Regions from separate parts of the Homo sapiens genome. Here region 1 is linked to region 2. The links are chromatin loops, found by intact Hi-C in ENCODE. Cell type or tissue: A673. All regions are shown on one strand.

What was found. A loop is a pair of places that touch in the nucleus more often than their neighbours do. Peaks named below come from ENCODE experiments on the same cell type or tissue, not always from the same donor. Only the 100,000 strongest peaks of a DNase experiment are listed, where the experiment ranks them.
Region 1: a loop joins it to region 2, with 7 times the contacts of the local background. A loop is called at or near these places in 16 of 110 quality-filtered maps.

What each region holds. Positions count from the first base shown.
Region 1 is chr13:22,797,840-22,805,839 of GRCh38, reverse strand. It overlaps the pseudogene LOC124903254 and the pseudogene RPL7AP73. Among named protein-coding and RNA genes, the nearest start is that of LINC00621, 110 kb to the left of the region's middle. In A673, a CTCF peak has its summit at 4,260 (motif pointing left); no DNase peak of the experiment used is centred here.
Region 2 is chr13:23,169,199-23,177,198 of GRCh38, reverse strand. LINC00362 (long intergenic non-protein coding RNA 362) reads left to right here and starts at 6,327. Exons shown (of 2, transcript XR_007063718.1): 1 at 6,327-6,647; 2 at 7,147-7,370. It also overlaps a transcript of SGCG not described here. In A673, a CTCF peak has its summit at 1,033 (motif pointing right); no DNase peak of the experiment used is centred here.

The sequences.
Region 1 (8,000 bases), 370 kb after region 2:
AAAAAAAAGGTACAGCACTGGTCATATTTACCTCTTGCCTAACATTCATAAACACAAACCCTCTGACAGAAGGATGAAGCCCACTTCTCTCATGTTGTGGAAAAGGCCTGGCTGGGAGGCGCCCTGGTCTGCCTCTGACGGGTCTCTTGCCCTGTTTCTGATGCTTCAGACTCAGTATTTCAACCGTAATGAACTACATAAAGTTTCTCAAAATATGTTTGTTTCAGAACTGTAATTTTTATTAAGCAGTTGAACAATCACTTGCTAGTAATTTCCTTTTCCTCTTTGTGTTCTTTGAAAATATTTATTTCTGAAAAATGAGCTTAATTGAAATCTCCTTTATGAAACCACTTTCCTGGACATCTCTGTCCCCATCCAGTTAAAACTGTCCACTCCTCATCTGTGTGTGTCCCTCCACAACAAATGGAATGCCACATGATCACAGCATCTTCAATTATCTTATTCTCATTTATTTATATATTTGTTTATTCTCCATTAATTTTTTTATATTCTTATTCATTTATTCATGTGATGAAATAAAAGTAATTGATAGGAGTCAGCTCTAAGACTTTACTTTGCTTTCAGAATACAAAAAGAAATTTTGAATTTGCCATGTCAATTCTTTTCCCGTCATAGCCTCTGAAAGTCTTGAAGTTAATAGGAGAGGCTATGTAGGTCTACACAATAACATGCTGTGAGACAGTCGAGGGGAGAGAAAGATGAAAGACAGCCATTATTTTCTTTTGCTATATATTCTGTTGCAGTGTCTTCCATTAGCCAAAATCATCCCCAAACAAGAGATCTGGGGAGTGTACATGACGAAATCCACAGAAGATAGTTTTCAACACATAAAGCCTAGAGGGGCAGGGTGGAGAACGGATGTGGATAGGCAGACGGAGAATGCCCCACACAGGACAGCACCCCGTCTACACCCTGGCTAGGAAGGGCACACAGGAGCACTCTCCTGAGTCACATCGATCTCATTTGCATCATTACCTTTTCCTAAATCAACCCCTACAGCCAACCTCCAAGCTTGGGGTGGGCACATTTCCCTGGACATGCAGAGGCTATACTGTAGAAAAGTTAATGCCTGAATAATAAATCAGGGTACTTTTGGAAAGAGAGAGGGATGGATGACAGGTAGTCAAGAACACAAGGTGCCCACCATAGAACTGGGTGCATGAAAGCAAATGATTTTCTTGAATAGAAACATAAATTAGCAACTAATTTACTAGAACACATGCTCTATAAAACTATAGGATTTAAAAGCATGTTAAGACAGAAGGTTAAAAACCCCCCTAATATCTATTCCATGTTTCCTATGTACCTTTAGCATTATGTGTTACATAATTTAATGTCAAGAAGAGCCAGAGAATTGAGATATCTTATCCAAGATCACTCAGCTGGTAAGTGGCAAACCTGGATTTCCATTTCTCAGTTGTTTTTTTTTTTTTTTTTTTTTTTTTTTTTTTTTTTGATATGGAGTTTTGCTCTTGTTGCCCAGGCTGGAGTGCAGTGGCGTGATCTCGGGTCACTGCAACCTCCGCTTCCCTGGTTCAAGCGATTCTCCTGCCTCAGCCTCCCGAATAGGTGGGATTACAGGTGTGTGCCACCAAACCCGGCTAATTTTTTGTATTTTTAGTAGAGATGGGGTTTCACCACGTTGGCTAGGCTGGTCGTGAACTCCTGACCTCAGGTGATCTTGCCTGCCTCAGCCTCCCAAAGTGCTGGGATTACAGACGTGAGCCACAGCGCCCGTCCGTCTTTTTTTCTTTTGAGACGGAGTCTTCCAGTGTCTGACACGGAGTCTCCCTCTGTCGCCAGGCTGGAGTGCAGTGGTGCAATCTCGGCTCACTGCAACCTTCGCCTCCTGGGTTCAAGTGATTCTCCTGCCTCAGCCTCCTGAGTAGCTGGGACTACAGGTGCGTGCCACCATGCCCAGCTAATTTTTGTATTTTTAGTCAAGACGGGATTTCACCATGTTGGCCAGGAAGGTCTTGATCTTCTGACCTCATGATCTGCCTGCCTCGGCTTCTCAAAGTGCTGGGATTACAGTCCTGAGCCACCGTGCCCAGCCTTTATGGTCTTACAGATTGGCAACAGTGTATTAAAAAATTTCCATCATGTCTCTTTATTCCAGAATTTCTCAAAGCTCTTTTTTTTGTTTTTGTTGCTTTGTTTTGAAGGAAAATTTGTATTTTAATTATTTTTATGTACAGAAAACTCGACAGTGTACATTTAACCCAGTTTACTGGCAAGTTCTTTAGCCTTTGCCTTTTTGAGCTTGGCGATACGAGCCACAGACTTGGGACCCAGGACATTGCTGCCTCAGTGACGGCGGATCTCACAGTATCTGTCGTTGTAATTGGTCCTGATGGCTTCCACCAGCTTAGCCAAAGCGCCTTTGTCTTCTGACTTCACTTGTGTGAAGGTGACAGTGGTGTAGGTCTTCCTGTGGACTAGATATTCCAGTCTTGCCTTCCCCTTGATAATGCAGTAAGGGACCCCCATTTTACGACACAGGGCAGGCAAGAAGACAGCCAGCTGGAAGAAAGCATTAGCTGAAGAGTGTATTTTGACTAAAAGCAGTAAATTTCAGAGTTAGCTTGGTAGCAATTGCTCAGGGTTAAAAAGCTCATGGATTTGCACTTCAAAAAGCTCTTAAATAATAATGTTCATTGTGAATCTTTAGGAAGGAGATATGTTAAGTGGGCTTTTCTATACTTTTCTGATCACCAAATCAGTTTTTTTTCTGTGGAAAACGCCCTGATCTCTTCCTGGAGTAGTGCTCTGGAGAGCAGTTTTTGAGACAGTCGTTTAAATGAATCTGGAGAGAACTTTATCCCTTACCTTTCTCATTTAATCACCACCAGAAGCCAATAAGGAAGGCTCATATATATTGATAATATGGCCACAGGTTTAACCCAAATTAAAGTTTCCTGAAGCACAAATATTCCATTTAACTGAACATCAGAGACATATAATTTTAGAGCTATAGTGACAGATGCCCCCTTCCCCGTGATAGCATGTCTTCTGTTATTTTAAATCATAAAATTTGCATTTCTTTCATATAAACTATTGACATTTTCTTGTGTCCCTTTCACAATTTTGCTCCCCCTACCAGAAACAAAACCCAAATACAGAAGCTTTACATTGTTAAAGGAATGTCTATGAGGAAAATAATCAATAGATTATTGGATTATTTCTTTAGAGCCAGTACAGGAAGAGCTGTAATAAGGAGTATTTTCTACACATTTTAATTTGAAGTCATAGCTTTCAAAACTAGCAGTGAATTATTTTGTATGTCTTGAGGGGTAGCTTATATTTATCATATGAGACTGTATTTTTTACATATCATAAAACGTTATTCAGGTAATGCCTTCTGATTAAGCTTGATAAGCACACTGGTAATACCATACTTGACCAAACACAAAGTTTGATCATACAGACACAATTTTGTATTGTCAGGCACTTCAGAAAATGGAGTATGAAGCATATATCACACAATGGAAACACTGGTGCCTATTTTATCTAATTATGATCATTCAAAGGATGAAGAAACTCTAGTATGTTTACTCCTTTGGGGAGTCTGAGCATACAAGCTTTATTTTAGAAACATCATCAGGGTTATAAAAGAGAACATAATTGCACAGTCCAATTTCACTCACACAGACATTGTTCATGTTTTGTATCACTGAAGCAGTATTTTCTGGCTAGTGCATTCTGAAGATGTTGGTGTAAAATAATAGACAATTAGATCTGAAGGTACCCTTAGATATTATTTACTGAGTCGCAGATGAGGAAAGGGGAAAGATAGGCATAAATGTGTATTCAGTAAAAGAATGGCATAATTCTGAAACAATATTCAAAGACACATCAGCAATTCTCAAGATTCATAAATAGGATGAACCTAGACTTTTACACTAAACCTAACTTAAAGTAACAAAACCCACAAATTATTAGCACAAACATCTCATGAGAATCAGCAAATAGATGGCATATGAACTTACCTATGTAAAACATAATTAACATTGAATCACCAGAATCAATTTTTAGCAAAACTGTTTAAAAATTTTTATGTTAGGATGTTTAAAAACACAATTTTAAAATGTTTTCATAATTGATTTTTAAATTCAGAAATAGAATGAAAGAATTTTCCAAATTTGGCTTAAATTATCGTCGCTATTATTTGTCACCCCTGAAATGAGGGATTAATGAAAAAGTGACATATAAAGATTAAGGCAGTACCATGGTGCTCTCTGGTGGCAACATCTTTGTATCTGCTTGAAAAAACAGAAAAAAGACCAGCTAACTTCCAGAGGTAAGACATGCTATAAATAATGATTTTAAAAGACTCTTTCATTCAACAGTATTTGCCTGTAATTTGGTTGTATTTCGTTAAGCATAACCTCATTATTAGAGTCCAGCATACATGTATAAACTGAGAATGTATGGGAAATCCAGTTCTATCTTGGAATTAGAGCTAGACTTCTGTCCATACTTCTGTGCCCTATGACGTGTGTAAATATTAGGAGGCAGGGCATCCATGGGCAGAAGCTGAGGAAGTGAAACCATTGGGAACTAAAATGCGGAAGCTGGGGCTACGGCCATTCCTGAATTTGGTCATCATCTGGGAGGGAAATGGTGTGTGCGTGGCTGGTTACTCAATGAGGAACACATCTAGGAAAAGCATGAGAACATTGGACAGATGATTGCAAAGCAATCCTAGCTCCACAGCCCCCATGCCCAACCATACAAATTTTAAGCTCATAAAAGAATTTCAGGAGCTCAAACAACTCAATAGCAAAAACACAACTTGATCAAAAAAGGGGCAAAGGACATGAACAGACATTTCTCAAAAGAAGACACACAAATAGCCAACAGATATATGAAAAAATGCCCATCGTGAATCATCAGGCAGCTGCAGATAAAACCCACTGTGAGATATTAACTCACACCTCATACTTGTTAGATTGGCTATTGTCAAAAAGACAAAACATAGCAAGTGTTGCCAAGTATATGGAGAAAAGAACCAAAGTACACTGTCAGTGGGAATTTAAATTAGTACAGTCATTATGGAAAACAGTGTGGCAGTTCCTCAAAAAATTAAAAATAGAACCACCATATGATCCAGCAATCTCACTGCTGGGTATATATCCAAAGAAATTGAAATTAGTATGTCAAAGAAATATTTGTACTGCCATGTTCATAGCACAATAGCCAAGATAGGAAAAAAAGTGTCCATTATTGGATGAATGGGTAAAGAAAATGTGGTACACACAATGCAATGGTATTCAGACTTTAAAAAGAAGGTAATTTTGTCATTTGCAACAACATGAATGAAACTGGAAACCATTATGGTAAGTGAAATAAGCCAGCCAAAGACAGACAGATACCACATGGTCTCATTTATATGTGGAATCTAAAACCGTTGAACTCATAGAATCAGAGTAGAATGGTGATTACCAGGGGCTGGAGTAGGGGAGGTTGTGGATGGGGAAAAAAGAGATGTCAGCCAAATGATATAAAGTTTAAGTTGAACAGGAAGGTTAAGTTTCAGTGATGTATTGCACATCCTGGTGACTATAGTTAATAATAATGTTTGCATATTTCAAAATTGCTTAAAGAGAAGATGTTTTAATAATTTCAACTTTTATTTTAGATTCAGGGGTACATGTGCAGGTTTGTTATATGGGCATATTGTGTGATATTAAGGTTTGGGGTATTATTGATCCTGTCACCCAGGTAGTGAGCATAGTACCCAACAGTTAATTATTCAACTCTTCCCCTCTTTTGCCTCCTCCACCAGCAGCAGCCTCCAGTGTCCATTGCTGAACACTTTACATCTGCCAGTACCAAATGTTTAGCTTCCACCTCTAAGTAAGAACGTGTGGTACTTGCTTTTCTGTTCCTACCTTAATCAGCTTAGGATAGTGCCCTCCAGCTGCATCTATGTTGCTGCAAAAAACATGATTTCATTCTTTTTTGTGGCTGTGTAGTATTCCATGGTGTATTTGTACCACATTTTCTTTATTAAATCCACCCTCGATGGACACCTAGGTTGATTCCATGATTTTGCTATTGTGAATAGTGCTGCAATGAACATGTCTGTGATGAACATATGAGAGCCTGTGTCTTTTGGGTAGAACAATTTATTTTCTTTTGGATATATACCCAGTAGTGGGAATCCTGGATTGAATGGTAGCTCTGTTTTAAGTTCTTTGAGAAATCTAAAAGAATAGATTTTAAATGTTCTTACTACAAAAAAAAAAGTAGATGAAGTGTTAATTAGCTTGACAATCATTTCACAGTCTATATTTGTATCTACTTATCTATCTCTTTATCTATCCCTTAAACATCTTGTTCCTCATGTCACCCTACTCCATTCTGTTTGCAATGTGATCATCCCTTTGTGTGGTGGATCTATACTGTATATGCTACCTGCCCGTTGCTGTACAGGAAAAAACATACGGCACGAAGGCTTCAGTGCTACCACAGGTAGCATTCAGGTGTTCATGGTGGTATCCATGTCAAATAAAAGGGAACCGAACCATTTTGCATTCCCACCAGCAATGAATGAGAGTTCCTGTTGTTCCACACCTTCACCAGCATTTGGTGTTGTCAGTATTTTGGATTTTAGTTATTGTAGTATGTGTGTTGTGGTATCTCATTGTTGTGTTAATTTACAATTCCCTAATAACACATGATGTTGAGCATCTTTTCATGGGTTTATGCCTGTTTGCCATCAGTCTATCTTCTTTGGGGAGGTGTCTGTTCAGATCTTTTTCCCATTGCACTTACTTTTTTAGTCACCTTTTCTTGGACATTCTTCTCTTTTGATGAAAATTGTGTTTGTCGAGATTGACCTTCCTGTTTCCCAGAATCTTGCTTACTTTCAGTTTTGAAATTTGTGTAATTTTTCTCGGTGTGATTTTGTTCTTTCTGGAATACATCCTTCAGAAGTTCATTTCATGACATGTCCTCATGACATTTTTTGCAGTTTGTCTGAAAACTATTTATTTCTCTGTTGTTCTTCAATGAGAGTTTAACTGAATACAAATCTCTGGATTTATAGCAGTTCCTTTTAGAACTTGGAAGATGTTATTCTGGTATTTTCTAGCTTATCGTTTTTAGTAGCCATTTTTATAGGTAATTTGGAGTTTAATTTTTGAGGGGAGGGATTTTACAGTTCTAAAATTCGTCTGAAATGGGAGATGTTTGAACATTTATTTCTCTTGGTATTTGTTTTGTTTTTGAAGCTGAGGATTCATTTATTCCATTTAATTTGGAAAACTCTTAGTCATTATATCTTGAAATATTGCTGTACTCCTGTTTCTCAGTTCTTTTATATTAAAGGTTCTGTAAACCATATCCTGGACCTTATTTTGTACTTCATGTGTCTTAACCTCTCCTCCATGTTTTCCATCTCTATCTATGCTGTGCATTACGGTTAGTTTCTTCTACATGTTGTTCAGCTCCTTGTTTCGATCTTCAACAGTGTCTAATTAAGATGCCCACTGTTTACCGAGTTTTAAATTTCAATGGTGATATATTTTACATTGAGATGTTAATTTTGTTTCTTTATAAAATTCTTTATAAAATTTTGCTAATTTTTAATAGCATTTTTCCTTTTCATTTTCCAATTCCAGGTTTTAATCCTTAAATATCTCCTTCTTGAAGTTCAAACAAAAATGTAAACCTCTCACACTGCAACTCCATTGCACTTTCTGTGTATTAAACTTCTCTCTGTTCATTATTGTTGAATCAATTTATGCCCAACAAAATAGGGGCTATAATGTGTTTGTCTCAAAAATAATAACTCAAATACTAATAAAAGCAAGATTCTCCCTGATGCTGGTCATTGATTCTTTCCACAAACATTTGTAGAGATCTACTACATGCCTGGCAGTAAGCTGTGTGAGAATATGAAGTAACCAAGCTCCTTATCCTTAAAGAGCTTAGAGTTAACAAAGGGGAAGTTGTAGAAGTAAAGGCAATAA
Region 2 (8,000 bases):
TGCTCTACTCTCAACTTCTAGGAGATCAACTTCTAAGGTTTTGCATATGAGTGAGAACATGCAGTATTTGTCTTTTCATGCTTGGCTTATTTTACTTAACATGATGTCCTTCAGGTTCATCCATGTTCTCAAAATGACAGGATTTCCTTCTTTTAAAAGGCCGAACAGTATTACACCATGCATATATACCACAGTTTCTTTATTCATTCATCTACTGTTAAAACACATAGGCTGATTCTATATCTTGGCTATTGTGAATAGTTCTAAAATAAACATGGGGATGCAGATGTTTCTTTGACATACAGATTTCATTTCCTTTGGATATATACCCAGTAGTGGCACCACAGAAAACCTCTAAACCACAAAGGTAAACAACAAGGGAGGAAGGAAGAAACAAAGAATCTACAAAACAGCCAGGAAACAATTAATAAAATAGCAGGAATAAGTCCTTACCTATCGACAATAACCTTCCATGTAAATAGGTTAAATTCCCCAACTAAAAGGTATAGTGTGGCTGAATGGATAAAAAGACCCAACCGTATGCTGCCCACAAGAGACTTATTGCACCTATAAGGACACACATAGACTACAAGCAAAGAGATGGAAAAAGATACGCCCTGCAAATGGAAACCATAAGTAAACAGGGGTAGTTGTATCAGAAAAAATAAACATTAAGTCAAAAACTATAAAAAAAAGATTAAAATGGTCATTATATAATGATAAAGGAACATTTTCAGCAAGAAAATATAGCAATTATAAATATATATGCACCCAACAGTAAAGCACCCAAATATATAAAGCAAATATTAGATCTATATGTACTTTGAAACTTAACTGTAGTTACTTGTATTTTTGTTGTCATTACTTGTCTATGCTGTCCTCTCTACCAGACCATAAACTCTTTGTTCAATGTCTACATGTAGTGAGCCGTCAATGAACTAAACTCAAGTTACACCAGCTTTATTAGTTTTTTTTAAAATGATATTAATTCCATTAAAAAACTTGAGCTATCATAGTATATGGCTGACATTATAGGAAGTATCCAGAAGAGGTCAGTATAACAGTAATAAAAGTTTGGTTTTGGGGACAAATTAAATGTGAATGCAAATTAAATTATTTTGTAAGTAACAAACTTTAAAAGCTTTCAGAAATACTATGTCAATTATTTGCCTCTTTAATTAAAGTTACAATCTTCAAAATAGATGGCCATAGATCTTTCACATAAACAAAATGAGTAATCAAATGATTTTATGTTCAACTGAAAACTAAGAGTTTTCATCTGGATTGTAATTACTTGGATGATTCTCACTCATATTCTTTGATTATTTATCAATAGGAATCACACAGTGAACACATTTTAACTAATATAATTAATATTCCCTGTAAATTGTTATATCAATTAAATATTTGATCATTAGACTACTAAATGTATTTTTTTCATGGTACCTTTGGGGAATTGGAAGTCAATATTTATAAAAATTGAACTCAGTATTCTAAAAGAAGATAGAGGGGAGAAATTCATATGTAATAAATAAGAAATCATTGAGATGCTGGAGAAATTAGGTGTAAGAAAGGCTAAAAGAAAAAGAAAACTCAGATTTCAGGGGAGAAAATAGAGTACTACCTAAAATTTCCGTATTATGTTATACACTGGCTTCCATGAACTCATGACCTTGAATAATTTGTAAGCAACAGATATTGCAACTCCATCAAGTATAGATTTCTTGGGCAATGATTATTTGGGCAGAGAATGTAAGTGTGATGTGTGCATATCAGAATCACAGGAAATATGTTAAGAGTAATTATCAAAGTAGAATCTATGCATGGTAAAAAGGAAATCAATCAGAAAGGCTTAGAATAAAATCTCCTGCTTAGAATAAAATCTCTTCTTTTCCCCACTACACCTCTACCTCCATGTGTCTGAGGTCACTACTTAGCTCATCCTTTTCATACTTACCTCTTACCTTTAATTAGCCTCCTATTGCTATGTCTCAGTGTATTAACTCCAGACATGATCTATCCAATTTGTTCACGCAGGTTTTCATCCTGCAGCACTTTCCTCCTTTCTCCTATGTAGTTCTATCACCTCTTTCAGCTCCTTCTGTGGTCAACTTGGCAATTTCACAGTCTACTTACATATTTATTTCTTGTTTCAAAATTATAGAGAGTATATCCTGACCCTCGTGCTCTTTAACTGAGTGCACTGTTGCTGCGGCTGCTCCATCCTCCACCTGTGACCATGGTGCACGCCGCTCTCGTCTCCAGCCCTCCTTTCAGTTTACCTGCACTTTTACATGGTCAAAGCTGATTCCATTCCATTCCATTTGAAAACCATAATGGCATCTCCTGTGATTTGACCAGCTTGATTAAAAAAATAAAAATGCAACAAACGGTGTTCACATTTTTATAACTATGTTTCCTTTCATAGACAAATACTGATTTTATAACCAGTGCCACTCAGTGTTTCTATTACCAGTTCCAAATGGAATCTACTTTTAAAACTATCCCTCTGAATATTTTAATTGCTTCATATTGACATTACGGCTTTTCCCACACAGCTTTTATTGTTGGAATTTCTGAATTCCTTTGTTTTTCTCTGTTACAAGAAGAAATTATGTGAAATATGTCTCTGACATTCTATCTTAGTTGTCTCCTGACTTTTATTTTTAATCTACTATATGGAATCGATTCCATTTTTTTTCCTTGAAATGTACTTGCCTTCATTTTCCATTATAAACAGTTTCTGTCATGGTTGGATCATGACTTTCTCGTGTGACTAACCTCCACTTCCCTTGTTTTTTAACTATCTTCCTTTTCGTTTCTTGTATTGTTTACCTCTATCACATCCTCAAGCTTCGGCCAAACTTGTAGTAATCATGACCATTGTACACAATCTCCTTTTTCTGCGGTATTGGTGTGATGCAGGCTCTCCCTCTTCCTGTCCCCATCTGCAGGTTGAGGCTCCCACAGCTGTGGCCTTGAGTAGGTGTCAGTGTTCTCTTGAGCTGGGCTAATTGTTCTCTGGACCTTCACTCATGTTCTTTCATTTACTCCCTTGCTTTGATGGAGTGCAACCTCAATAATTATTCAGAAAGGAGGGTTGGGAAGCAGATTGTCTGACACTTTTGGTGTCTGAAAATTTATCTATTCTGCTCTCAAATTGGTTAATAATTCATTTCATTTAGCATAGAATTCTGGATTGAAATAGTTCCTACTGAACTTTGAAGTCCTTGCTGCACTGACATCTATCATTAAGAGTTCCTGCAGAGACGTAATTCTGTCCTAATTTTCATTTCTAGTTTACACTGAGTAAGATATATTACTGTTTAAAGGTATCTGTGCCTATCTTTTGGTAAAATTAATATTATTCCCAATTTATTTCCTTTTACATTCATCTGACATTTTATATATCTGATGTGATCAAAGAGAAGACAGCATGCAGTTATAAAATTTAAATGTATTTGTTCTTATTGCAAACTAGTTATTATCAAGTAAGAATACTAAAGTTATATTACATGAATGTTCCTAAATTTCTTTACCTTGACCAGAAATTTCTGATGATGGGTTAGAAAGTGGATGATGGTAGCAATTATGAAAATAATAATAGATGACATAAAGTAAATTTGGAGGAAAATAGCAGAACTGAACAGAGAACATCAGAAGTCTGGATATAGAGAAATAGAGTGATCTGTGCCCAGGAACTTTGAAAGTATGTTGGCCATTGAAAATCTTTGGAAATCTTCATTTGTGTAAGAAACACTCCTTCTCTGAGATGATTTCTTCCATTATAGTAACATTCCTGGACTCTCTTCAATTTTTCTTCCCAAGAAAAGTGGATTTATGCACCTCATCTGTGAGCTGGAGTAAGAAAGCAGGCCTGCATGTGTGACTCCTCCTCCTTCTTTAGGGACCTGGCTTCATGTCTGCAGAGAGGACACTTTTTGCATGGATCTTTGATGCTGAGAGTTTAAGATGCAGTCTTCCCTTTGGAGACCCATGATTTCCCAGCGCTACCTGGTGGGTGAGTGGGTAGATCCTTGCCCAGAATGTAACATTAGGAGTCCACCACTGCTGCACATCTAGGATATATTCTCTAACAGCTCCATTTATAAAATAACTGACAGAGCTTCACTGGCCTCATTCTTTTGTCTGTTTTTCAATTGGTTCAGAAAGTGGGCGGTAAATAGAGATATGATTTTTCTCAATCTTCTCAAACACAAAAAATATTAATATCAGCATTTGACAACCACATATCTTTGTTGAGAATCTACTACGTAGTAGGGGCTATTCTGTATCAACATGTGTCCTTCTTTAACCCTTTTCTCCCACTTCCTCCTTTCTTGCAGGACTGGTGTCCCCCTAAGCACCTTCATCCTACTCCTGGCCTTCAGCATAGGCTAATCTGTGACTGTTCCTTGTCTATAACCTGTTCATCCATCACTTGATACTAAGTTTGATGGCAGAGACTGAGTCTTGATACCTACATATCCTTAGTCTCTAGATGCTCATTAATTATTTGCTAAATTAATGAAATGATCAGTAAACCATTAACTTTAAACCATAAACTTTCTATGCTTAAGTAGCTTTCTTTCCCACTGAGGAGGCAGATAGCTACATACTCAATAATATGGTTAGCAATACAATTTAGACGTGAACTAAGGGCTGTGGAAGCAAATAAAGGAAAACTTTAATGTATTTGGAAGAGACCTAGTGGTAGTTGATTCTCCAACAGCACAAATCGTTATTACTAATTATTTTAAATTTTCTAATATTTGTATGTATTTTAAATATGCATACTATAGTAATATTTGAATATAATTTATAAATGTATAAAAGTCAACACATATTGAGATATGTCAGTGACTTTCCTAAGTGTTATGTTTTTTATTAATTCATGAACAAACGTGGAGATTGCCAACCTAAACCTTAAAACAAACCAACTTTCTTCTTTGAAAAGAAGAAAAAGAGAAAAGAGAAAACCACATATTCTTAGAGCTTATTGGACATCTCCCTCAAAGGCTCCCTGGAATACAGACATGAAATCACGCAATATCGCAATTGCAACATTGCAAATGCCTCAGGGAATAAAAGTATGGGTAAGGAGAGGTTAATCCAGGAGTAAGAGGTAGTGGAGATGACTTGTGATCAGACATTCAAGTCCAAAGGCAATCTTCCCACTACAGGAAACCTGACTCCTTTCAATTATACGGTATGGGTCTCAACCCTGGCCTCCCTGATTTTGAATAGCATCCTCAGTGTTGATGACTTTGGCTCAGCCTCTTAGATCAGAGGTTCCCAACCCCCAGGCCATGAACCGATACTGGTACATGGCCTGTTAGGAACCGGGCTGCACAGCAGGAGATGAGTGGCTGGTGAGTGAGCATTAATGCCTGAGCTCTGCTTCCTGTCGGATCAGTGGAGGCATGAGATTCTCATAGGAGTGTGAACCCTATTGTGAACTACTCATGAGAGGGATCTAGGTGGCATCCATCTTATGGGATTCTAATGCCTGATGATCTTATCTGGAACAGTTACATCCTGAAACCATCCCCTATGTCCTCCATCTATGGAAAAACTGTCTTTCACAAAACTGGTCTCTGGTGCCAAAAAGGCTGGGGACTGCTGCCTTAGATCCCAAAAAGTCAGATGCAGATGCCTTATAGCCTCCTTGGTTTGACAGCTTGGCTGATATCCTGTACTCTGATTCTGATTAACATTACATGGCGTTAATTTCAAAATCTTCTGTTCTCTATCTTTCCTTAGAGATAACAAAAATCTCAGGCTTTGAAGTCAGCTGAGCTTTAAATTTACTTTCTTAACAGCAGTGTAATGTTAAGTAAGTTATCTTCTTCAATGGTCAATGTTCTCCTATTAATGTTGGGAATAATACTATCTCCCATTTAAGGTTAATTAAATAATTAAATAAGATAATGTACAAAAGGTGTCTGACATGTAGTAAAATACATGTTAAATGGTTAGCTATTATAATTATTCCTTAATGCTGAGTGAATTTATCAAAAAGAAATAAGATACATGACTTACAGATTATGATACATGTAGCCTTTATGATAAAAGTATCTTGGTTTACCTAATGATATGCCTGATACGATAAAGACATTTTGACTTAATGGTGTATCTTACCATTTATGTGCTCAATTAGTAATTAACTCTCATAGGCAGACCATAGCATAGCACTTTTATACAATCAAGCCAAATTATACTATTTTCTTTATAGTTTAGCTTTCAAATCGACATCATGGGTCAACAGCTTCCTCTGCTATGATGCATGCAGGTCATTAGGCTTGACCACACACAGGGGCACGGTCATAGGCTGAAGGCAGAGAAGCTAGACTCCCATGCAGCTGCACTTGTCTTGCTCCTGACACTACCTCTCTCAGGTTACTTCTGAGGGTCACTGCGCTCCTCACCTCTCATCCTCATGCCAGCTACTTAGAAGTCTTTACCATCCTGTTCCCTCAAGAAATCTTTGTCCTCTGAAAATGTGTGCCTGGATACCAGAGGCACCATAACAGACATGCTGTGTCATGAGGTCACAAAGGTGGTGGCAAGACAATTAACGTTGAGGCTGGGGGAAAAGACACCAGAAGAAGAAGGCAACAACAGGAAGAGGAGAAGCAGCAATTCAGGTGGCTTTAGCTCCTTGTGTTTGAAGACTCATAGGCAGGGACATTTCATGGACACATAGACAAGCTCACGTCTTTATCATCCCTCCTTCTACTCAAACTTTCTTTGCATTGATTCTCTGCCATATGTGCCAGTTGGCTCCAGCAAACATCTTACATCATTTAATTTAAATCATTTCAATTAATGTGTGTATACTACCCTCACTAAGCTAATGATCACAAAGTCCATTTGTTTTCATAGGAAAGGAGGATTCCAATTAAAGGAAGAAATGAAGGGTTTGGCCCTAAGTACATTAAATATATCACCCAGCCCAGTTCCTTAACATGAAAGAAATAAAGCTGTTTGATACCAAGAATTAGATTCTGTGGGATTTCATGTGACTCAGGACAGGCCAGGCCAATCAGATATTCTCTTGTTCACAGAGATTATTTTAGAAGGATTCAATCCAAGCCAATTAGGCTTAATTAGAGCAAATTCCACTACTTTTATTTCTGCCACTAGAAAGACACACTTTCTTCTTCGCTTGCCCTGAATCGGATAGTGCTTGAAGCCTGGATTTGTCAGCAGCCACACAAGCCAGCCAACGCAGCAGAGAACAGGGCTGAGGACAGAGAAAAACTGATGGCCATGCTTAGGCCATGGATCAAGGCATGCCCAAACCAGCCCCAATCTTGTGCTTCTCCGTTATGCCAGTCAATAAATTGCCTTTGTTGTTCAAAACTGTATAGTTGGTGTTTGATCATTTGCAACACGAAGAATCCAATACAAGTTTGAGGCAAACCAATGCAATAATCTAAAGAAGTTGCGTGTGTGTGTGTGTGTGTGTGTGTGTGTGTGTGTGTGTGTGTGTATGAGAGACAGAGAGAGAGAGAGAGAGAGATGGAGTCTCTCTCTGTTGCTGGGCTGGAGTGCAGTGGCAAGATCTCGGCTCACTGCAACCTTTGCCTCCCTGGTTCAAGCAATTCTCCTGCCTCAGCCTACTGAGTAGCTGGGACTACAGGCATGCACCACTATGCCCAACTAATTTTTGTATTTTTAGTAGAGACGGGGTTTCACCATGTTGGCCAGAATGGTCTCGATCTCTTGACCTCGTGATCCACCCGCCTCGGCCTCCCAAAGTGCTGGGATTACAGGCGTGAGCCACCGCGCCGGCTACCTTTTTTTTTTTTTCCACAGGGTGATGGTGGTGTTAGTTCCTGACAAATGGAAGAATGAGGGAGAATGCAACCAGAAGTAGAAAGAAGTATTTAAAAATGAGGAGAGAAGGTGGACACAAATTTGAATGACTCCCTGCCATCAGTCATGCAAACCGAACTTACAGGTTATGGAAATCCACATCATCAGTGTTGGCTCAC